Regions from separate parts of the Homo sapiens genome. Here region 1 is linked to region 2. A link is a loop called in an ENCODE intact Hi-C map of the cell type or tissue named here. Cell type or tissue: OCI-LY7. All regions are shown on one strand. Links, peaks and the distances in the headings refer to the core of each region. The heading gives the core; the rest is flanking DNA.

Region 1 (11,570 bases), core at 3,537-11,536, 140 kb before region 2:
AGAGAGGAGCTAAGGTAGCTGGGCCTGGCCAGCTGCTCTTTGCCTTAACTCAGGAATTCTCAAAGCCTGGCCCCTGGGCCAGCAAGATCAACACAATCTGAAGACTCACCTCAGATATATTAAGTCATATCCTGTGGGTTAGGGCTCAGCAATCTGTGTTTCAAGAAACCCCCAGGTGATTCTGATGCAGAATGATGGCAAGAACTCAGACACCGATTGGGACTGCCAGGCAGGTGGAATCCTTGCTCTCCAATAGATACTGAATGTGAGAGGCCATGAGCAAAGCCCTGCTGGAACTGGGCATCCGTTTCTCCATTTGTCAAGTCCCAGGATTTTTACCAGGTCTCTGAAGCAGTGATAGAATCAGGTGAACATCTCAGTGGGAGATGCACACACAATTGTAACCGTCCCTCTTTCTCACTCTAGAGGGAAACGAAACTTGTTAAGTTGCTTTGAATGTCTTTAGGTAAAGTCACAGGTGGGCTGCCTGCCTCTCTGAATGAGCCAGATAATTTGATTTACCCTATTTAGTTACAGATCTTGCTATACCTTTAGCAGAAAACCCACCACCACTACCACATACTTTCCCACAACCTTGGAAAGGAAGAGACATGTTTTAGTTGGAATTTGCTGTCCCTAGACTCTCCTTCCTCTTCCAGTCTTTTTTGGAATGGGGACTTTTCTGTACTGCCTCCTGTACTGCCACTTTCACTCTTTTGGCATGGTGACTTTTCTGTAGTGCCTCCTTAAGATCTCAGGTCCCATCAAACTGTAGAAAGAAGAATTACATTTGTTTGACATGTTTGCTTCTCTGATAGCTTCTGAGGAGATTAGGAGGAGTGCAGATTTTTACATCCTCCTTTAGGGCTGAAAGTACGATTACCCCATATGGTTCTACTGCCTTCACACTTACCAAGTCTCCCCATAAGAGCCTGGCCTTTTACATATATTATCTCACTTACCAAGCACAGCTCAGAGATGTTAAACAAGTAGCCCAAGGTCACACAGTGGGTGGTAATAGTAGCAGAGCCTGGATGTGTGCTTCCACCCTCTGGACCCTGCTACCTCCCACAGAGGCTTCACAGTGCAATCTGGGACTGGCACTGAATCCTCAGTCCACCTCAGACCCTGTCCTGGCCCTCAAGGAATCTGCTCCCCAGTCAAAGCCTTCCTCTGAGGTTTGGAAGTGAGGGAGTGACTCCCCAGTCCTCCTCCTGTTACCAGTGGATGGTCTTGACTACAAGTTGTCCTTGTTCTTGGCATTTTAAAGAAAGAATTGGTAAAAAGGTACAAACAAAGCAACAAAAGAATGAAGCAATGTAAGCATAGATTTATTGATGTGAAAGTACACTCCACAGAGTGGGAGCAGGCTTGAGAAAGGGGCTCGAGAGCACTGGTTGCAGAATTTTCTGGGTTTTAAATATCCTCTAGAGGTTTCTCATTGGTTAGTTTGTTTACATCCTACATAAATCATATAGTGGCCCACAAGCAGTTTGATTGGTTGTTGAAGGGGACCATCCAGAAGTACTTTCCGTTTTTCATCTGCAATGCAGTGGAAAGTGGGAATTGGTGGCATGATTTGCAAAAGGAGTAGCCTCTGATCCTTTTGTTACTTGATTGTGGAGAGGTGGGATTTTCCTTTTGATTCAGTTCTAGGAAGTGAGTGTGAATCATCCTTAGGTTCCCAGCCAACAGATCCTGTCTTCTACATCACTCCTTCAGACCTGGGGCATCTCTCTCCTTGCCAGCCTGCTCCTCCCCTTGACTCCCCTGGGGCTCTGCAAGGCTGTCTTTGATTGCTGTGGGAATGAAGGAGGACCAGAGAGACCACAGAGTTAAACAGGAGGATTTTTACTGAGTGCACTCAGACCCAGCAGATTAACAGCCAAACACTGGTCCCAGAACAAAGACAGCACTTGACTTTTATACACGCTTCTAAGGTGGGCTAGCTTGAAATAAGTTTACGGTGGCAAAAACGTAGTGGCATGCAAGCAAGGATACAGAGGCAGAAGAAAGGCAGTTAATCAAGTTGTGACAGGTGTATAACTCAGGATTACATGTGACTCTTGCTATACAGCCTAGATGGCTGTTATCCAGGCTTGCTCTAGTGCTTTGCATGGGCTTATCTCATAACTTTTGCTATGGTGCCTAGATGGCTGCAGTCCAGGCCTGCCTACTCAGGCATCTCATGACCTTCACTTGCTGCATAGATAAAAACAGGATACTTGAAGTTACTAGTTACAGAAAACAGAAATCTATAAACTCATAAGTTTACTCATATCATGGGGGAAAGGAAAATTTGTTTTCTTCTCCCTTTGTGGAGGGAATGCTGGAAGTCTCCAGAGCACATTCCTTTCAGTCCTGGCTTCTTAGATAATGTTATCAAGACTTCACCTGGGTCCAGGTTTTGCCTGTTACTGCCTTTGGGATGATTCAGCCTAATATAGAAAGCATGTTTTGCTCTTTTAAATTTTATTTTTCTTTCTTTCTTTAATTTCCTGCCTCATTTCCCCCCTTTGATGCTTCCTATAAATGGAATTTAATAGAAAGCTTCACTACAATTTTTTTCTTCACTGACAAGGCAGATCTACTCTCTTTGGCAAATGCTGATACTTAGTTAGAGCCATTAGTTGAGTGGTGGTTGTTTTGTCTACTAGGACTTCTATGGTTGATTGGATGCTCCTGGTAAGAAGGAGCAAGAGGCAAGGGAGTCTTAAGCAACCTCCTAATATAGCCAGCACCACTTCTATTAATATTTTAAATCCACCAAAGAATGAAAACCAACCTCCTAAGAGGGAATCTGCAGACCATCCTGGTTTCCAGGTTTGGACTGTAACATGAGCTAATTTTCACATCTTGGCAGTCATTTCTATAATGGCTTTCCCATTGTCATTGATTTCTAGGCAGCAATTTGTTAGGTTGTCTGGTTGTGCATGCAGGTTCCTAGGTGGGTTCCTGCACTCATAGTAAGTATGGTATAGTAAAGTCTTAACTACTGTGTTTCCTTTCCATGTAGTATGCATGCAGGGAGGGCATCCTTCTATGAGCTCTTCTCCTTATAGCATAGATATGGTTGCCATCAAAGGTAAAGCAAAGATTAGCATTCTTACACCCAGAATGGGCAGAAGAGGTGTTTTCCCAGGGGAGGGGGTTGGCCAAAGCAACAGAATAATGGAAGTATAATTAATAATATAAGGAAAGTTATTGGGCCTAAAATTTCTGGCCACATTTACTCATTTGATGGTGACTCTGCAAGCTTCGGCTGTGCATAGACTAGTCAGCTTCCAGAGTGACTAGAGCAGGGCTTGCTGTTTTATCAAGGTTTTGCCATGTGTGGAATGGTTAGCTTCTGGAGTGACCAGAGCAAGGCTGTTGTGGTCCTCAGTGACATCTCGGTCTCATGGCATTATCAGCTGGTTCAGATGGTCTGGGTACTCCTGGCTGGTCCACTTGTCCTGGGCTGCTAGTTTCAGCTAACTGTAGTGGATCCAAGCACGGTTCCTGTAACTTGAACAGCAGTTGGAGTGGACAAGATTACAGGATGGGGCCCATCCCATATGGGTCCTAATGTGGTTGGATTACATTTCTTAACCCAAACAGAATCACCAGGTTTGAAACGGTATACAGTGTCTGTCAGACTTATAGGCATTCTTTCCTGCACCCAGCCATGTACTTTTGGCATGGCCATACCTAAAGCCTGCATTTGCCTCCTTAAAATTAGTTCTCCTAGCTCACAGAGATCACCTTTAATCTGACATATAATTCAGGTGGCCGGCTGAATAAGTTCTCCTAGGGTGAATACCCAGTTTGTTTGGCGTGGGCACACCTGACTTGGAGGAGGACCATGGGCAAGACCTGATCCCACCTCAGATGAGTTTCCTAACAAAATTTCTTCAGCAGCTGCTTGAGTGTCCAGTTCATGTGCTCCACTTTTCTTGAGCTCTGTGGCCGGTAGGCTGTGTGTAACTTCCATTTTATTTTTAATAGCCAAGTTCAGTAATGAACTATTTCAGCCACCAATGCTGGTTCATTGTCTGACCCCAGAGTCAGGGGTAGTCCAAATCTGGGAATAATGTCTTTTAACAACACCTTGGTTACCTCTCGTTTCTTCTCTGTCTGGGTGGGGAAAGCCTCAAACAACCCCGAAAAGGTACAAATAAACACCAACATGTACCAATAGCCTCCTGCCTGAAGCAGCTCATTAAAATCCAGAAGCAAATTTTCACAGGATGTGGCTTAAATTTCTTGAATTCCCGGGGTTCGGGTAGGCCCCTGCTGAGGGTTGTTCTCGGCACAAGTTAGACATTGTTCACAAATGGCTCAGGTAATGGCAGTGAGCCATGGCACATAGAAATGTCATCCTAGCAATGTTTCTTGTGCCATTTTTCCCATATGAGTTCCTCGGTGGAACTGTTTCACAAACCTGGGGGCCACCATTTCAGGTATGGCTAGCTTCCCATCAAAGGTTTTCCACCATTCTCCCTCAATGTATTTCCCAGTTTTTTGGGCAAACCAGGCCCTTTCATTTGAAATGTAGCTTGGGGTCTCCGGGAGGAGGATCTCCCAGAGGGGAGGCATAGCTAAGGCTTTCTCTCTAGAAGGCAGAGCTGCCATTGCTGCCTGTTTTGCCTCTTTGTCTGCCTTCCTGTTCCTTTAGCTTCTAGTGTTCCTGATTTTTGGTGCCCTTTGTAGTGCAATACTGCCACCTGTTTCCGGGCCCATACAGTGTCTAAGAGCTGTAGAATTTCTTCCTTGTATTTTAGTTTATTTCCTCCTGCAACTGCAGGAGGAAAGAAAGAGTTCTCTTTCTTTGTAAATAGTCCCATGAACATGGAAAGTGGCAAAAGCATATTTGGAGTGTGGTTAAAAATTTGCTTTTAGGTATTTTGCTAGTCAGAGAACTCTTGTCAGAGCTGTCAGCTCTGCCTTCTGAGCAGAAGTTCCAGTAGGCAAAAACTGCACCTCTACTACTGAGTCCAAAGTCACCACTGCATGCCCCTCTTGGCGTACTCCCTCTAGTATGAAACTGCTCAAATCAGTAAAATACTCAATGTCCGGGTCTCCGAGGGGCTGATCTGTCAAATCTCTCTGGCTTGAGAACACTTAATCTACCATATCCACACAGGACTAAAGGGGGCTTCCTGGCACTGACAAGATGGAGAGAAAGGTAGCCAGGTTTAGGGTGTTCACAGTCTCTAAAGCTATGCTGGGATTCTCACATAGAAGCCCTTGGTATCGAGTCATTTTTGGATGTGATAACCTAAGGTGTCCCCTTTGGTCCATCAAAGTTATAACTGAGTGCGGTACCCGGATTTTCAGTTGCTGCCATAAAGTCAGTTTATTATCTTCTTGCACCAGTAGGGCAGTGGCAGTTAGCACATTGAAACAAGTAGGCCATCCAAGCACCACAGATTCTAGTTGCCTGGACAAGTATGCCACCAGGCGATGCCAAGATCCTATGACTTGAGTCAGGACTCCTATGGCCATTTCTTTTCACTCATGGACATACAAAAAGAAAGGCTTAGTTAGGTCTGGCAGTCCCAAGTTTGGGGTCTGAATTAACGCTTCTTTGATTGTTTTTAAGGCCTTCTCCTAATTGGCCTCCCAGAGGAGGGGCTCCATTTCTCCCCACTTTGTGGCTTCATATAATGGCTTAGGCATGAGCAAGAAATTTGGGATCCAGATGCAGCAGAACCCTGCTGCTCCTAGGAACTGTCTTATTTGATGCCAGATAGTTGGAGTGGGAAGCGCACAAACAGCTGAGACTCCAGTGGCACCTACAATAGTTTCACAGTTCTTGGATAGTGGCCTTATAGGTCAGGTCACTACCAAGTGTTCAGTCCTGGTGTCTACCATAAGGTCCATCAGCTGGCCTTCAACTAGTAATATGACCATACGTTCCTAGGGGCCCAAAGAGAAGGAGCCCGGTCTGTCTGAGACCTCATATTCTTCAGCCCCTGCCATCCTGATCAGGTCAGTGTCTGGTTCCTCACAGGGTATGGTAGCCCTTGGCCAGTGGTTTTTTCATACCGTGGCCTTAACCATTCTCCACGTTATTATTCTCTGGACATTCATCCTTCCAGTGTCTTTTCCTTTTGCATCACGCACATTGATTTCTCTTTAGCCTTGGCCGGCTCTCGAATCCCTTTCCAGACCAGCCTCTTCCATGACCGCATCCATGACCCCTTGCAAAGCCAGCTTCTCTTCCTGTGAGGTCTGCCGCTGGCTAATCAGCCTTTTTCCCAAGCCTCCGTTCAGCCTCCTTCTTTGCCTTCTGATCTCAGTTAATGTACACCTTGATAGCCACTTCAATAAGCTGAGTAGCATTCATGCCTGCAAAGCCTTCTAACTTCAGCAATTTCCACTTGATATCTCCCTGGTCTGCCCTACGAATGCCATATTCACCACGCGCTGATTTTCAGCAGCCTCAGGGTTAAATGGAGTGTATAACTGGAATGCCTCACAGAGTCATAAAACTGTATGGGCCTCTCATCTGCACATAGTAGCAGCTCTGAGATTTTCCCCACATTGATTGCCTTTTTCCTGTCATCTCTTAACCCTTGCAGGATTGTCTCTTGTTAGCTCTGTGGGTGCTGAAACTGGGTTGCATCATTTGGATCCCAGTGGTGATCCTCTTCAAGAAATTGGCCCTGTGTATATGCCTGGGCATCAACTGTGCCTGCAGGTGCATTGGCTTCTGGCCAATGGAGGGCTGCCTGGGTTACTCTCTGGCGCTCCTCAGTGTTAAATAGCATCAGGTTGAGCTGTTTCAGTCTGGCCCAGTTGGATGGTGCGTTAGGAAGATAAACTGCATTACATCTATAAGGGCCTAGGGCTTCTCTGTGTCAGAGGGAGTATGATGCTACCAGTTTAGGAGACCAGTGGTTCAAAAAAACTGGTAAATGAAGGTTTGTTCTCCTCCCTGGATGTGGCCATGCTCATTATAATAGGTGGGTCCTCTTCTTTCCCTGAGAGGCATTTGCATAACTCAGGTGCAGCCAGACCAGAGATGGCCTGCCTGATGTTCTGGGCCTTCTCCTTTAACTTCCTGAAGCTCCAATTCCTCCCTCTCCGGTGAGACTGGGGACATGTATCCATTTGAGCTTGACTCCTCAGGGGAAGTTAGCCTTGGTAAAGGGTGGTAGATTGGAACACGTGAGGTGACTGCAAAACTGGCTTTTCTTGCCTTTCCTGTGACTTTGCCTTTGTCTCTTTACCTTCCTATGCCGTTGATTTTTCTTTCACTTTGGGTTTGGCTTGAGCTACAAGCATTTTACAGTATGCTGCCAGACAGGTTTGCAGCCATGCTGGTTGAATTTGAATTCTATTTAGCCATAAATCGATATAGGAGAATTTGTCTGGATGCCCTGACTGTCCTCCAACCGTGGTCATCACCTTAAATACATGGCCAATTGTTTCCCTATCTATAGTGCCTTCAGCCAGCCAGCCAACACTAAAAGAGAGTCATACTATTTCACAGAGAGTTCTTAACATCTGAGGGGTTACCTTGACTCCATAATTCCTCACATAGCCTTTCTTAAAATTTTTTAACGTGCATTCTAATGGGGTGGGTCTCAATAATTTTCTTCCTATTTCCTCCCAGTTATGGCACAGCACACTTGCTCAGACTTTTGCTTCAGACCGAATCCCTTCTGAACTTGGGCATCCATTTCTCCATTTGTCAATCCCCAGGATTTTTACCAGGTCTCTGAGGCAGTGATAGAATCAGGTGAACATCTCAATGTGAGATGCACGTAGAATTGTAAACTTCCTTCCTTCTTTCTCACTCTAGAGGGAAAACAAACTACGTGCAATTGCTTTGAATGACTTTGGGTAAAGTCACAGGGGAGCTGCCTGCTTTTCTGAATGAGCCAGATAGTCTGGGGTTTAAACGCCCTCTAGAGGTTTCTCATTGGTTACTTTGTTTACACCTTACGGAAATGAAGTAGTGGCCCGCAACCAGTTTGAATGGTTGCGGGAGGGGACCAAACAGAGGTACTTTCCCTTTTTCATCTGCAATGCAGTGGAAAGCGGGAATTGGTGGCATGATTTGCAAAGGGAGTAACCTCTGATCCTTTTGTTACTTGATTGTGGAGAGGTGGGATTTTCCTTTTGATTGAGTTCTAGGAAGTGAGTGTGAATCATCCTTAGGTTCCCTGCCTCCAGATCCTGTTCTGCCTCACTCCTTCAGATCTGGGGCATCCCTCTCCTTGCCAGCCTGCCCCTCCCCTTGGCTCCCAGGAGGCTCCTCAAGGCTGTCTTTGATGACTCAGGAGAACCTGAAGTGGGGAAGGCAGCCAGGTCTTGTTTAAATTCTTACAATATATTTTAAGACAAAAGTCTGGCATATCTTGTCAGAGTTTTCTACATAGATTACCTGTCACCTGTGAATTAAGATAATTGTACTAATTTCTTTCTTATCCAGAAGCCCTTTTATTTCTTTCTCTTTTTTTAATTTCACTGGCCAAAACATCCAGTGAGGTATTGCTTCTCACAAGATGGCATTAGCTGTGGGGTCTGTCCACAGACCCTGACCCAAACGACCTATGAATAACTCGTACGCTGAGACACTGATACTCTGTTTTGCCAGTCCTGCTGAGTGTCCGACCGCCTGCACACCAAGAGAGGTTTGTCACTGTGGCTGGCCCTGAGCAGCTTGCACTCCAGGCATTTATTTTGTATAGAATTAACAACAGAAGCTTTGAATAAACACACTTATGGATAATTAACATGGTTGATTGTAGTTCTACTAACGATTAAAACTCAGGTACCATGGTTTAAAGTAAATTCCATTAGGGGGCAATATCTTTGGTCAATCTCACCCTGAGAGGGCCATCTGGCTCAAAGATTAGTTAGTGGAGGTAGGGTAATCAGACTTAACCGGGGAAGCCTCTATTGTCCCTAGTATTTACCCTATGACCTAATGCTCTAAGGTAAGAACCAGCTGCCTTCAGCCTGTTTAATTATTACAAGCTATGTAACATTTTGGCCTTCCAAAAAGGTTTGTAAACTATTCCCTGTTGCTTTCCCTAATGTTTCCCTTTAATATTTCTGGCACCATTCTGAGTGAATCCCAACATTTCCCCGTTTTTGTTTTCGGTATCATGTCTTTTTGATTTCAGATTGCAGATATGTACAGCCATAGGATTGTCAGGTGAGGTGGTCACTGCTCTTATTCCGGCTTTGCATCCTAGAATTAGCAAATAATACAAGACAATTATGAGTACAATTAGCAACATTTGTTTCCAGTCTAAGAGTGACCGGTAGTGTTACCTGGCATCTTAGTTTGGTGAGTACTGTTGCTAAGGAACCCCACTGAGGGTATGTTAACTCCTTCCAGCCAAGCAGTTATGTCATTAGAAGCTGGAAAGGGAGTATTTGTTTAAGTAAAAGGGCTGACAAAAGGCAGATTCAGAAGATGAGCTTAATAGAGTGTAGCAGGTATAGGTAATAGGCAAAGTGAGAGAATTAAAAATGAGTAAATTATTTGGCTTAGCCTTCTGCTTCCTTAGCATAATGTGTGAGGCCTGTGCTGTTCCTGGAAGCCACATTGTTGAGGCTGTGGGTCCTTAGGGTTTTTCCTAGGCTGGCTTGAGTTTTTTTTCTTTCCATCCTTGGATGAGGATACAGTCTCCAGGCTGGTGCTGGTGTACTGGAAATTCTAGGGGTGGTACCTGTGCTAAGAGATCTTTATAATCTTTAAAGAGCAGGATAGTACTTCAAGAAAAACTTGTGCTTCATTTTAATGTCTAGTTTACAGAAAAAAACTGGATACTTTTTTAAATTTAGCCAATATGTTTACATATAGAATTTTTTACAATTAACATTTTACAACTTGCTTAGACTTTCAAAACAAAAATTATACATTTCCTGCATGAATCCCTTTTATAACATTCTTCACGACTTTCACAGACAATTTTTGACATGCCTTAACTTTTTAACTCTGTTTTGTAATCTTCCTTACTAAGGGTGCATTCTTATATTAATAACTTTTTAAATATTTCCTTTTCCTTCTTCCCACTTTCTTTCCTTAGTCTTTCTTTTTGTGTCTCTTTCTGATCTGTTTCTTCTAGTTTCTTTTTAAATCATTCTTTCCCTTTATTTCTCTTTCTAGGGGTGGACATATGCACACATTCTTTCTCATGTTAATAATTTATTTGGACCACACCATTTATTACTGTTCACATTTTTCCATAAAACTGCTGGTTTTATGCCTTGAGAGGTTTTAGCAAAGTGTTTTTCTACAGCTGATTGAAATTTGTCATCTGAATTTAGAAAATTATGGGTAAACAAGGTTTGTGCCAGTAGTGTTGCAGGGTCTTTACCTATATTCCCCTTTTTCTGATTTTTTACTATTGCTTGACCTTTGGAGTTATATGGGATGCCTGTGGAATGTTGAATATTCCACGTGTGATAAAATTGTTGAAATTGTCAGCTGGCATAAGCTGGTCCATTATCAGCTTTAATCTTTGTGGGCTATCCTATAAATGCAAAAGTTAAAAGATGTTTAATGACATCTTGAGTAGACTCTACAGGCAGAGCATGTGCATTAATTAAATGAGTGTTATTATCAATGGATACACACACATATCTTAGTTTTCCAAATTTAGGCATGTGTGTAATATGTTTGCCATAACTGCTTAGGTTCCAATCCTCTAGGGTTAACACTTGTTGAAGGAGGGGACGTGCCTGTGAGCTGGCAATCTGGACATTGTAGGATAATTGTTGTAGCCAGCCTCTGAGTAAGTTGAAATTGTTTAGATAAGTTTCTCCAATTTTGGTGGAAAAATTGATGCGATTGGGTGGCTAGGCCTAGCAGTGATGTCATCACCTGAAGGTCTGCTCGTTCATTGACATAAGCCAATGGGCCAGGCAGTGAGCTGTGGGCTTGAATATGTGTAATAAAAACAGGATGTGTACGTTGGTCCAGCAATTGCCGAAGTCAGAAAAAGAGTACACAGAGTGTGCACCAGAGTAAACTTAATTGAGGCTGTAAAAGTTCTTTAACAAATACACAGAGTAACCTGAGCTCTTTGAGTGCCAGTAAACCTAGATCCAGTGATTGGATTATGTGGTCTCTATTAGACTACTGCTCTTCCATGTTTACCAGACCCATCAGTAAACAGTGTTAAAGCATTTGGTATGGGGGATTGCAATACGGCTTTGAATTGCATTTTACTTAAAGGAATTTTGATGATATCGAGTCATAACTTAGCAATTGACTGCATTAATCATTAAGATGGCAAGCTGAAATAAATAACGTGAAGTTTAAAAAGAAAATCTGAAAGCATCTTTAGAAGCAGAGACTTAAATTATATATTTTAACCATGTGCTTAAAGCCACAGGCAGAATAGCTTAAATGTTGCAATGGAGTTCTCAGGCTGACCAAGTTTATGGACTTTAATCTGGAAAACAGTCTTGAAAACAGTGACTCACTAACTGGGGAACTTAATTTGGGACTCTTTTAGCAAGTATGAATCAAAGACTATCTGTAATCAGTGGGTTAAGACAGTCATTCATGCATGTTTTGGCTACACTTACATATAACTCTTCTTCACCTTTTGAGAAGG
Region 2 (11,570 bases), core at 2,275-10,274:
AAAAAAAAAAGAAAAATACTCTTCATGAAAAAAACGTGGCCTCATTTGGCTCTGCTCTCCCACCCTGTCATTGGAGCTTGGATTACTGTGAACATTGTAGCCACAGCAAAAAGAAAAAAAAATGGCATTTTTACTCCTTCTGATAGTCTAGATTTTAAAAAAACAAAAGAAATCTTAATAGAATTGTCTTTTGGAGTAAAGTCTACCAGTATTAAACAACACCTCATCTCTCCATAAAAAATAAACCTCCACAAAATTGAATGTTTATACTTGATGCGATTTGAAAGTGTGCAATTCCAGCACCTAAAGAATAGTGTAGGTCATGGAGTTTTTAAGAAACTCCAATTCATCTTAGAAGGCTATGGTAGATCTGTTACATCTTAGTATAAATCAATCCAATCAGATTTCTAAACTCCTGAGACCTGGCTGATTTGTTACATTGACTGAAATGAAAGCATGGTCTGAGAGAGAGAGTAAACATGTCATTTGGGATTTCAAAGGGTGGAAAATTCTTACCTAAAAAATAAACTCAGGAACTTGGAGTCATATAAAAACAGCTATATTTTGGCACTCAAGAGGCAAAAGCTAATACAGATGATGAAAGAACACAAAGAAAATAAGATTTGCCTATTCAAAATGGTGCCTCGGGCAGGTCCTGTATCCAGAAGAGGATGTTCATCCAGGGTCTGGGGCTAAGGTCATCTTAGCACAGCCCAGCTGCCAGCTTCCCTCCTCTGCCGCTTCCCTGAACACAAGCCAGCTTCCCTTATCTAGCCCTTCTTGGCCCTGTTAAAAAAGTGATTCCTAAACCTTATCATGCACTTGGATTGAAAAAACAACAAGAAAGCATGGGAAAGAGGAAAGAGGATTCCTTAAATATGGCACAAGTAAGTCCAACATTATCAATAAACGCACTAAAAATGAATGGGGTAATTTTCTTATTAAAATATATGTTTTTCATACTGAGTTAAAAACAAAGTCCAAAAAGCATACATCTCTGTGCCCTCACATGGTAGAGACAGAGGAGAGCTCAGACTCTCTTCCTTTTCTTAGAAGGACTTAATACCATCATAGGGGCTCCACCCTTATGACTTAATCTAAACCCAATTACTTCTCAAAGGCCCACCTCCAAGTCCATTGGGAGTTGGGTCTTCAACATATGAATTTGGGGGTCACTGTCAGTACATAAGAAAGCATATCTGAAATAACACACAAGTGTTCACGGAAAGGAAAAAGATATACTAAATGAATGTGAAACTGAAAAGCAAAGTAATACCATCAACACTTGGCAAAATAGAACGTAAGTTGAACATCTGCTAAATACAGAAATTCTCCCACAACATAGATCATGAATCTGCCTCAACACAACACAACTACAAACTATACATGGCAAAAGCTGACGGACATACAAAAGAAAAATGCAAATCCACAGTCTCAGTGGGAGAACTCAAAAAACTTCCCTCAGAAAGCAACAGATGATGCAGACAAAAAATAAAGACAATTTGCCAAAATGCCATCACAACTTGATATTTCTGGTGATGTTGGGGTTATCTGCTTACTGTGTATTTGAGAACTTCTGTTCACCTGCTTGTCAAACTGACCAGCAGGGGGTGCTGCGGAGGGAAACACTCCATCTGGAGAATGCTGGCAACTTGTCTCTTAAGTCTAGAGGCTCCTTGTCCCCCTCATGATCATCACCTATGAGGTGCAAGCACTGCTGATACAGGAGCTAAAAAGAAATTATTAAGCAGTTAGTGTAGGTAAGAGAGTCCTCGGTAAGGTTTTTCTTTTAATAAAAAGCAGCCCCCATATAATTTCTTTTCTAGCAAAAATCAGCCTAAAAAATCAAGCCACAAGCATACATAAGCAAACTAAAAACTTGCATAGCTAAATGCTGGCACCTATGCAAATAGAAAAGGGATACTTGGAAGCCAGGCATCCTCAACATAGAGGTTTCCTCTTCCTATTTTTTTTTGTTTGTTTGTTTGTTTTTTCAGATGGAATCCCGCTCTGTCACTCAGGCTGGAGTGCAGTGGTGCATTCTCAGCTCACTACACCCTCCACCTCCTGGGTTCAAGCAATTATCTCCCTCAGCCTCCTGAGTAGCTGAGATTACAGGTGCCCACCACCACGCATGGCTAATTTTTTTTTCGTGTTTTTTTTTTTTTAGTAGAGGCGGTGTTTCAGCATCTTGGCCAGGCTGGTCTTGAACTCCTGACCTCTCGTGATCCATCGTCCTTGGCCTCCGAATGTGCTAGGATTACAGGCATCAGCTACCACGCGTGGCCTCCTATTCCCTTTTCTTTGTATTCACGTGTGCAGGCGACATGGCACAGGCCAGGTAGAGGCCCCGTTTGCATACTAAAGATTCATGTGGGATGGCCAGGCTCTTCATGCATCACATAAATGGCACACCTGCTCCAACCAACCCTCTGAGCCCTATGTAAATCAGACACTGCCTCCTCAAGCTCCTCTATAAAACCAACCACAACTCGCCCCAAACCCGGAAACCTGCTCAGGCACCTTTCCAATGCATGAGGAAACTCTCTCTTCATTCTTTTGCCTATTAAACTTTTGCTCTTGAACCCACTCCTTTGGTGTCCACATCTCAATTTCCATACTGTGAGACAGCAAACCTCTGGCATTTCCCCAGACAAACGATGCCGCTTCACTGCCATCTCAAGCCCAAGTGCCAAAAATGACCACTTTAGTCTGAAGAATGCCACAGCTGCCACCATGCTGCTTAGGATAAGCAAGGACATGAAGATGGAGTGGGGACGGGTTTATTAGAGAGGCCGCAATAAAAGCATATCCCAGGCAACTTTCCACTTCTTAACTTCTGTCATTTTCAAACTTAAAGGTGTTTTTTATTGTTGTTGGTTTGCTTTTCTTTTTAACAGTTTCTATTTCTGGCCAAAAGACTGCTTTTTGTTTTCCTGCTATGACATATTTATTCTTTGTTCAAAAGTCTTTTCCATGATTTCATATAGGAACTAAGAAGACAGCCATGTGTTTGCTCAACACATTGATCCCCTCTCCACCTAGAACTCTCTTTACTGTTTCTCCCAGGAAGATTCCACCCCTCCTGTTCTGCCAGTTTCCTCATATTTGCCTCATACAATTGCCCTTGTAGGCAGATGAACCCGGGCTAGTTCTACTTTACTATGGACACCAAAGCTTCTGAAATAACATCTGAGTCTTGGGATTTGCATATGAATCTTCCCTTGACACAGCAAACAGTCTTTCCTTTTACCTTCACTAAAGTCATCTACTTGGGAGAATGGAGAGCACTAAAATTCTACAGATTTCAAAAACAAACCTGCTGTGCCTTTCCAGAGTCCTTGGAATGCAAAAGAGAAAATAGGTTAGAAGGGATATTTTCTCCTTCCTTTCTTACCTTGAAGGAGCTCCTATTTTTAAAGGGAATCATTGGGGACAATCCAAAAGAAACTCTTGCAAATCAAGCTTTGCCATGCCATCACGAGAAGGGTAACATGTGTGCCCAGTGGTGAAATTTTTAAATTTTGGTAATGATCTCCAGGGTCACCCCTATGGATAACAAAAATATTTTAAAAACCTATAATGGTGCCAGCCTTTCAGAACCCTGTCTCTTTGCAAGGACCTACCAAGGTCTAGAGATCATAGCACCTCACTAGCAGCCTACAGGCATTCTCCAAAGGTTCCCACCTGCCCCACCCAACATACACACACACATACACACACACACACCCTCCTGCTATCCTTTGGCCCTAGATTTCACCTAACTTTATTCTAAATCTTAATCACCCTGTGCCCCCAAACTCATGTGTTATAGGGCCTTGGTAATCCCTTTCTAAGCATATTCCCTGACTTCTTAAATTCTATTTATGAGACATATATCTAAAGTAAAACTATATTTCAGGCCAGATCAGCACGCTTCTTATTACAATTATAAACACTGAACTTCTTAGTTGCTGGGAAAATATATTGAAAAGGCATTATTATGCTTGTATAGCCATAGATTATCTAGGGAAAAGTATTGAGTGTCTCGAGAATGAGTGAAAATTGTTTCCCCAATATACACCTTTTTTTCTTTTGAAAAGTATATCCTGCGTATATTCAAAAGATAATGTTTTTCAAAAGGGGAAATTGCCTCCACTGTGGACTCTTATTAATTCACTTATCCATCAAGTTCTCTTATTAACTCACTTATACATCATATTCCCTTATTAACTTTTTATTCAATCACTGGTATTTGTTTCTAGTGCTCATAATTGAACACAAATTTGTTTACTATTATATAAAATAAAGTAACAGCTATTCACCGTTTCCTCCTTTACCTCAATAAGTTGACATCTTCCAATAGATTTATTTCCCTGTTTTGCTCCCTCCTCAGATCCAGATGAGTGTGCTAAGTGATACAAAATGCTTTTATTCCTCTACCGTTCAACCCCCTGAGCCCGATGTTTTAGTTCCACGTGTTTTAGTTCCAGGTGTCACAGAATTTCCCTTGCAGTGTGTCTCATCAATTTAAAGAATCCTTCTTTAAAACTTTTCTTACACATTCCCAGAGAGCCTATCATTGTCCATTTAGAGTTAACTCTCTACATAAAATTTGTCAATTTTTTTTTACTCACCACTGTTTCCTCTCCTTATTTTCTGCTCCTATCTGAAATCTCTTTTCCTATTTGATTAAATTGCTTCTTCAGTATTTCCTGCATGTACATATGCTACCGATATAATATCTGAAGACTCTCAAATCCACAAATATCTTTCTTTGACCCTCACAAGAATATAATTTCTGCAGCCTTATACATTGACAAATGTTTGTCTTTTACCCTCAAGTGACTGATTCCCTATGACATCACATTTTAGGATGACCAAATATAATTTTCCACTTTATACATAAGGAAACTGAGGTACAAAGAAACAAGGTAGCCTTGAACTTTCATTCAAGGTCACAAAGCTAGCAAAAAGTGGATGACTAGCGATGAGGTCTTCAGGTTGAGATTAACAAACAACATCACAGGATATAATAGGATTTAACCCAACTTCAACTTCATAAAATGAATGGACATTCCCTGATCTTCCCTCCACTCCCACCCCCACCTCAGGGGATTTCAGGATGCACTGGGCAAAACTGTCTCCCTCCATCCCCAACCGTTTCTCAGGCAGTGACAGGTGTCAAGAACTCCTCGCCGCCCTTCTTGAAGCTTACATTCTGGAGCAGGGAGGCAGAAGCTAAACCAAAAATTAAAACAACTGTGAACATATTCCCTATAAACTCAGATGTAGTATATGAAAACAACACATGATTTGACGACAGAAGATGATGGAGGGAGAAAGAACAACAAATAAATAGGAAAAGAGGCCTCAGATAGGAGCAGGTAAAAAGGAGAGAAAACAGGAAGGGGTCAGGACTGGTTTCCCTCAAAGCCTGTCATTTGACAGAGAGCTGCAGAAAGAAGGAATAGAGCCAAGCACATAACAGGAGGGTAGAGTTGCAGTCTGAAGCACCCAAAATGGTCCACTAGGATGGACAAAGGACATACTTGAACCACCACTTAGATTCATCTTCATCTAAAAAATAAGAAATTAAGTGTGTGTAATATTTAATTATTTAGTACATTAATTACAGTAGAATATATAGAGTTGATGCTCAATTTGTTAAAAAATAGATATCTAAAATTAAACCTCAGAGATTACTCTTGCCTATGACAACGAGCTTCTGAAAGGCAAGGATAGGTCTCACCCATCTCTGTATCTTCAGAATCCATCATATTATGTGGAACATAATAGGTATCAATAGTATGTTGGGGAAAAAAATCGAAACCATGCTGAGCACCGGAATTCTGTGTAAATCTTTTTAAAAAGTCTCTTCTACTTTACATCAGAGTCCCTTTTGTATTTTTAGTATCATCCAGCCCCACGCCTTGCAGATAAGCCCCTAAGAAATGAATGGGTGAATGAATGTGTGGACAGCGGGATGGATCATTGAGTGAGGAGCAGTGATTCGCAGGACCTGCATGCATTGAAATCCTGCCAAAGCAGCCTCTGCAAAATAAAAGACCTTGGGCTTTGGTTTCTGACACAAGTTAAAATTATCCAAGGACTCTCCTTGGGCCACTTAGTTGAGGTTTCCTAATCTGTGAAACAGAAAATGAATTCAATAGAAAGATGATTGAGACAAATTTCTGGAAGGTGCCAAAGCAGGATGCCTGGCATTGAGGGACGCTTCACACCTGTTATCTCTCTCCCTATTCTCTCTTCACCCCTACTCCCGCCCGGCAACTCCCCGCTGTCAGCTCCAGGAATACTTACCTGCTGAGAAAAGGAAAAGCACAACACTGACTTTACCCCGCGACGCTTTTAAAAACTCCAAAACACCCAGCGCGATGGGGAGTAGGTTTCCCTAAAGACAGGTGGAGCAGCCATAGTTAACTTAGAGGAAGGTGAATTGACAAAGAGGGTTGAGCCACTACGAGCGGGAGTTACCTTGGACTAACAGTTGTATCTTCAGCGAGCACAAGTCCTGGAATCTCCCACGCCCATCCCTTTTTTTAGCGCCACAAATGCAGCCTCCTAAGAGAATGGGAAGCTTGGGAGTCAGAGAACAGAAGATTGAGCTACCATTGGCCTTAATGGATGTCAATCTTCACTTGTCTCTTTTTTTTCCTTCCTCGCCTCCTTGCCCCTCCCTATCCCGGTAGGCGCGTTCTCTGGCGCCATCATATGGCAGAATGCGGGACTACACCAAATGCGGAAAGGCACCTTCCCCTTCCCTGAGTATCTGCAAACTCAGGGCTGGGCTTGGTTTTTAAGAGCTCAGCTCCTGTGCCAGGGGCGGTGCTAAAAGGGGCTGCCTGCGCAGATGTCATTCCCACAAGATGCAAGTAAAGAAGCACCGCGGACACCGGGGGAGGGTCACAGAGTGACAGGAGGACTGGTTGACCAGCTGACTGGCCTCACTTCTGACAAATGCAAATTACCCAGCCACAGTCCAACCAAGGGTATCAAAACAGGATCTCTGCAGATGGAGCTCAGTGTTATGTGTTTTGGATGCTCGCAATAAGATTTTCATGCACCATAAACTTTCCTGAGTATCTCAACCAGTTTTGTTGATGCCGGGGTTTGTTCAAAGCTGCAGATTACTGGGCCTCACCCCAGACCTACTCTACTTAAATATAGTGGGGTTCCCATAATCCCCATTTTAAAAAACCTATCCAAGTTAAAGTACAGAGAATCACAAACTGGAAGAACTCCTTAATTTACAAATAAGAAATGGAGACCCCCCCACCAAGAGAGAAAGGAATTTGCCCAAGGTCTCCCTGAAAGAGCCTAAGAAAGCGTGAGGCTCTAAGGTTAAAATCCTACCTGACACCCTTTCCTTTCCCCAACTAGTCCTGTGACCTCTAGCAAACTATCCTGTCCTAATCTGTGAAATGGGAGCAACAGTCACACCTACCCCAACTGGTGACTGCAAATATTAAATGGGGCCACAATGAGTCAACTACCAAGCACCACCCCATTGTAAGTTGAGGTTGAAATGATTCTAGATCGCCCTACCCCCATTCATCTCCCAGTACCATTGTATGACCGTGGAGGTGAAACCATCCAGCCGCCTGTTGGTCCCAAACCATGTTCACCTCCACCCGTGGCTCAGTGACTATTTCTTTTCTTGAAGAGAGAGAGAGGCTCCTTGGAGCCTCTGGAATCTGGAGGGGGATGTTACCTTCCCCCTGTGTGCATTGTCTTCCCAAGATAGGATGGACTACGGGGTCTCCATGTGAAGAGTTAGCTGCCAGGGCATCAAGGATGGCTCCTAAGTGGTTGCTGGAGGCTTAGAGACCCCACTCCAGCTCTCTCTCAAATGGGGGCAGCTTGTTTGCAGCAGTGAGTGAGGTGGGCCCACTACGAACCCACAGGAGGAGAGGAAAAGACCGTCCCATCTAAGCTTTTACATAACCCATTGCAAGCTCCAGAATGTGGTGCCCAGGCCCATATCTATAACCCACCCCCAGAGGCCAGTTCTCCTCAGCCTTTCCTGCCACTTCTGCCATTGTACATCCAGACACTTCCCCTGTTCTCTTCTATCAAACTCCTACTCATCTCTCAGCCATCTAGTCCAAATATTAATCTTTCTCTGTGATATACTCTCAGGGTAGAGGCAGTGGTGCCTTCCTCTGTATTCCCAGAACATGTTGTCTGCAACTCTAAATACAGACATCATCCTACTATTAGGGTTCAAGAGCATCTTTTATGGGTTCATGAAGGAATCACTCTTCGTAAACACTGGCCTTATTCCCTAACTTCACCAGACCTGACCTTAGTGCATGATCCATTCCCACCTCTCCCAACCACATGAGAGGCCTTTTCCTCTTTATGGGTTTGCAAACCACAATATGACCTAACCACCAGTTACTGGCCAAAAGCATTCTTGTCACGTTTATTATAAAATCCAGCCAACAAGATGCTTTGTGCCAAGGGAATGTTCCTTTTCAGGGCAAACACTCTGTCCCCAGGGATGTTAGACAACTTCCATAGCCCCGTATAAGCATTAGCTAGAAATGAGTTTTTCCTAGTGGCCCAACAGATTCCCTGAGCATCCCTACTCTTTCACGGATTCCCATTGCAGTGGGATTGCATCAAACCTCTCAGGGCAAAGCTGCAAAGGGAAAAGCAAAGCTAGAGCTCTACTCTGGACCTATCGCTCTAGACAGTTAGTTTCTCTGTGAGGGTCAGTTTTATACGTAAGGAAGAAATGGAAGATTGCTCCCCAAAACGGCATCAGGTTACTTATCCCAATTGTGTGGTTCAGTTGCTACGCCAGTGATGAGCAAATAAACAGGAAGTAGAAGCACAACTATTCCTAAGCTCAAGAAGCAGGGAAGCTCAGGAATTGGTGTGCAGCAGTGCTGCTTGGAGCGCCATTACGAAGGAACAAGCACGGTCCACTGGGAGGTAAAATTCAGGGAATCGAAGACACAGGGGGTATGGGAAACAAGGCAGGCTTTTTTATTTATCATTTGCCATGATATCTCTCTGTGAACTTTCTTCTCCCTTTTAATTTTCCCTGTACTTTAATTATAATTCTTAGGCCTGACGTGGTGGCTTACATCTCTAATCGCAGTACTTTGAGACGCTGAGGCAGGCAAAGCAACTGAGGCCAGGAGTTCGACCCAGCTTGGCCAACATGGTGAAACCCCATCTCTATTAGAAAAACAAAACTCAGTTGGGCATGGTGGCAAGCACCTGTCATCCCAGCTGCTCAGGAGGCTGAGGTATGAGAATGGTTTGAACACAGGAGGTGGAGGTTGCAGTGAATCGACATCATGCCACTGCACTAAAGCCTGAGCAATAGAGCAAGACTCTGTGTCCAAAAAAAAAAAAAAAAATACAAAACTTCTCAGCTAATGGCCAACATTGAAATACAAAACTTCTCAGCTAATGGCCAACATTGTTACCATCATAAGTCCCAGCTTCCCTGTCTTCCTGTCATCATGTGTTGAATGTCCACTTCCCTCCTTATTTTTCAGTTGGAGTGGATTAGCATCACCAATTCAACATGTCACAAGTAGAATTACACAAACACACATAAGCACCGCAATCCTGGCACACACAGCATCTCTGTCCTCAGACTTCCCCATCCTTCTAGTTGCTCAAGTCAAAAGCCCAGGAATCATCATTGAGCCCTCTGTTTCTCTTATTTATGGACCATCCATAAGCAAATTCCATGGGCTGGCCCTTCAAAATAAATGTGGAATCCAGCCATTTCTAACACTTCCACCATTACCATCTGAGGTCGGGCTCCAACATCTTTGCAATCCTGGGATAGACTCTTAGCTGCCTTCTCCCTTCCACATCTCTTCTTGTCCTCCCAGAGTTTGTACCGCGCACAAACGCTGCTAGGGTGGTTTTAAAAAATATGTCAGGGTATATTTCTCCCTTACTTCAAATCCTCCATTTAAAATAAATTTCACATTTATAGCCAAATCCAGACTTCTTCATATGGCCCACCAGGGGCTTTATGCTAATGGAATGTGCAGATGCTCCTCCCTGAGGAGCACCTTTTACCAGGGCAAATTTTCTATCTCCAATGATGTCAGGCAATTCCGACAACACCATTCTCTACTACCTCTTGGTTTTCATAGATATTTTTCCTCCAGATTCTACAAAAAAAGAAGATCAAGTCTCCTTGTGCAATGATTTACTCTCTGATGTATATTGGTGCCAGGCACGTGTACTGCTTTCAGATGATTCAAGAATAACAGCGATTTGAGAAAGCTGTCCTTAAGTTTTCTCTTCTCCTTGACTGTATGACATTATTTTTACAATTATACTTCCAAAGTTTGCTCTTTCCAAACACCACAAGACCTATGTAATTTAAGCAGTGATTTTAGGGGTCTCTGTATATTTTATATTAATTTCAGAAACATGCTCATGATTATTCCACCAAAACTATCAACTGTTACATAAACATCTGTCCTTCTATGAGTTGCAAAATAATTGTCACCATCCCCACTTAATCAACCATCTTGTATCCTTCTTTGACCAACTTCTGAAAAATAACACCCAATACTAAAGGCATCTCCTTCTATTCAGGGTCTCAGACAGTAAGACGTTCTTTCCTTAAACAGTAAGACGTTTTCTCAAGTCCCATGGAAAGCACTTCTTTGATATCAGTTTGGGGAGGCCGAACTCTGGAGTCTTCATCCGAAGAGTAAAGTACCGCACTCAGTAATGCGCGTCCTGGGAACCAAGCCTAAGCAGTTTTGGCCGCTTCCTCGTCCAGGCTGGCATTGTCTGTGTTCGCCAGCCCCTCCGCGAAGTTAGCTCATTTGCGGATCAGGCCAAATCCCTGGAGACTTCACGCAGACGCGGGTGCAGCCTGCTCTGGGACTTGAAGTCCGCTGGAGCCTGAGCCTCTGCATCATCCGGGTGGAGCTCTCTCTGCTGCTGCCAAAGGATCCCGCCTGGATGCTCATCCCGCCACCGTCGCCCACCCCGCAGCTGCAGAATGGCAGCAACTGCCACACACCTAAGCAACTTGGCTGGCTATTCGCCCTGCAGCTCCCGCCAGCGCGCTGCCCAAGCTGGCAATCAAAAGTCTGGGAAAGCGCGAAAGCGCCACGTGCCTCGCACTCCGCCCAGCTGCCGCGCAGCTCCTCCCTGGCTTCCACTGGGAGACAGGGGACTCCCATGAGAAGGAAGGAGCAGGGCAGTGATTGCTTAGTTTATCCTGGGACGCGGGAGCTGTCCCCGTGGACTGAGTGGCGCGGAGAGGGGATCACTGAGACCGGGAAGGGTCATCCAGACAAATAAGGAGGGGTGCGGGTGGGCGCGCAGTGCCCTCCGCCCGGCCTTCAGACCCACCCGCGCGCGCGCAGGCGTGTGCTCTCATCCTTCCCTTCCCTTCACTGTCTGGAGTGATGATAATTGGCTTCCAAAGTGGATGAGAGATGAGTCATTTACATCCAATGAGGGAAAAACAGCCTCCAGAGACTCTTCGTCCATTGGCCAGTGAGAGTGTCAATTCCCAGGCTCCTGCCGCACGCGGGCGAGCCCTTCTAGGCGGGAAAAGTTCAGCTGAG

The links. A loop is a pair of places that touch in the nucleus more often than their neighbours do. Peaks named below come from ENCODE experiments on the same cell type or tissue, not always from the same donor. Only the 100,000 strongest peaks of a DNase experiment are listed, where the experiment ranks them.
Region 1: a loop joins it to region 2, with 2.4 times the contacts of the local background. A loop is called at or near these places in 4 of 110 quality-filtered maps.

Annotation. Positions count from the first base shown.
Region 1 is chr11:58,915,486-58,927,055 of GRCh38, forward strand. It overlaps a transcript of GLYATL1 not described here. Among named protein-coding and RNA genes, the nearest start is that of GLYATL1, 18 kb to the right of the region's middle. In OCI-LY7, for the core only: CTCF peaks have their summits at 4,689, 4,891, 7,908 and 8,109; a DNase peak (open chromatin) is centred at 7,906.
Region 2 is chr11:59,051,898-59,063,467 of GRCh38, forward strand. It overlaps GLYATL1-AS1 (GLYATL1 antisense RNA 1), which reads right to left and starts at 6,555. Exons shown (of 6, transcript NR_033853.2): 1 at 6,475-6,555; 2 at 1,560-1,729. It also overlaps the pseudogene GLYATL1P4. RefSeq lists enhancers at 6,390-6,459, 6,630-6,889. In OCI-LY7, for the core only: CTCF peaks have their summits at 6,719 and 6,920; a DNase peak (open chromatin) is centred at 6,664; H3K27ac peaks cover 669 bases.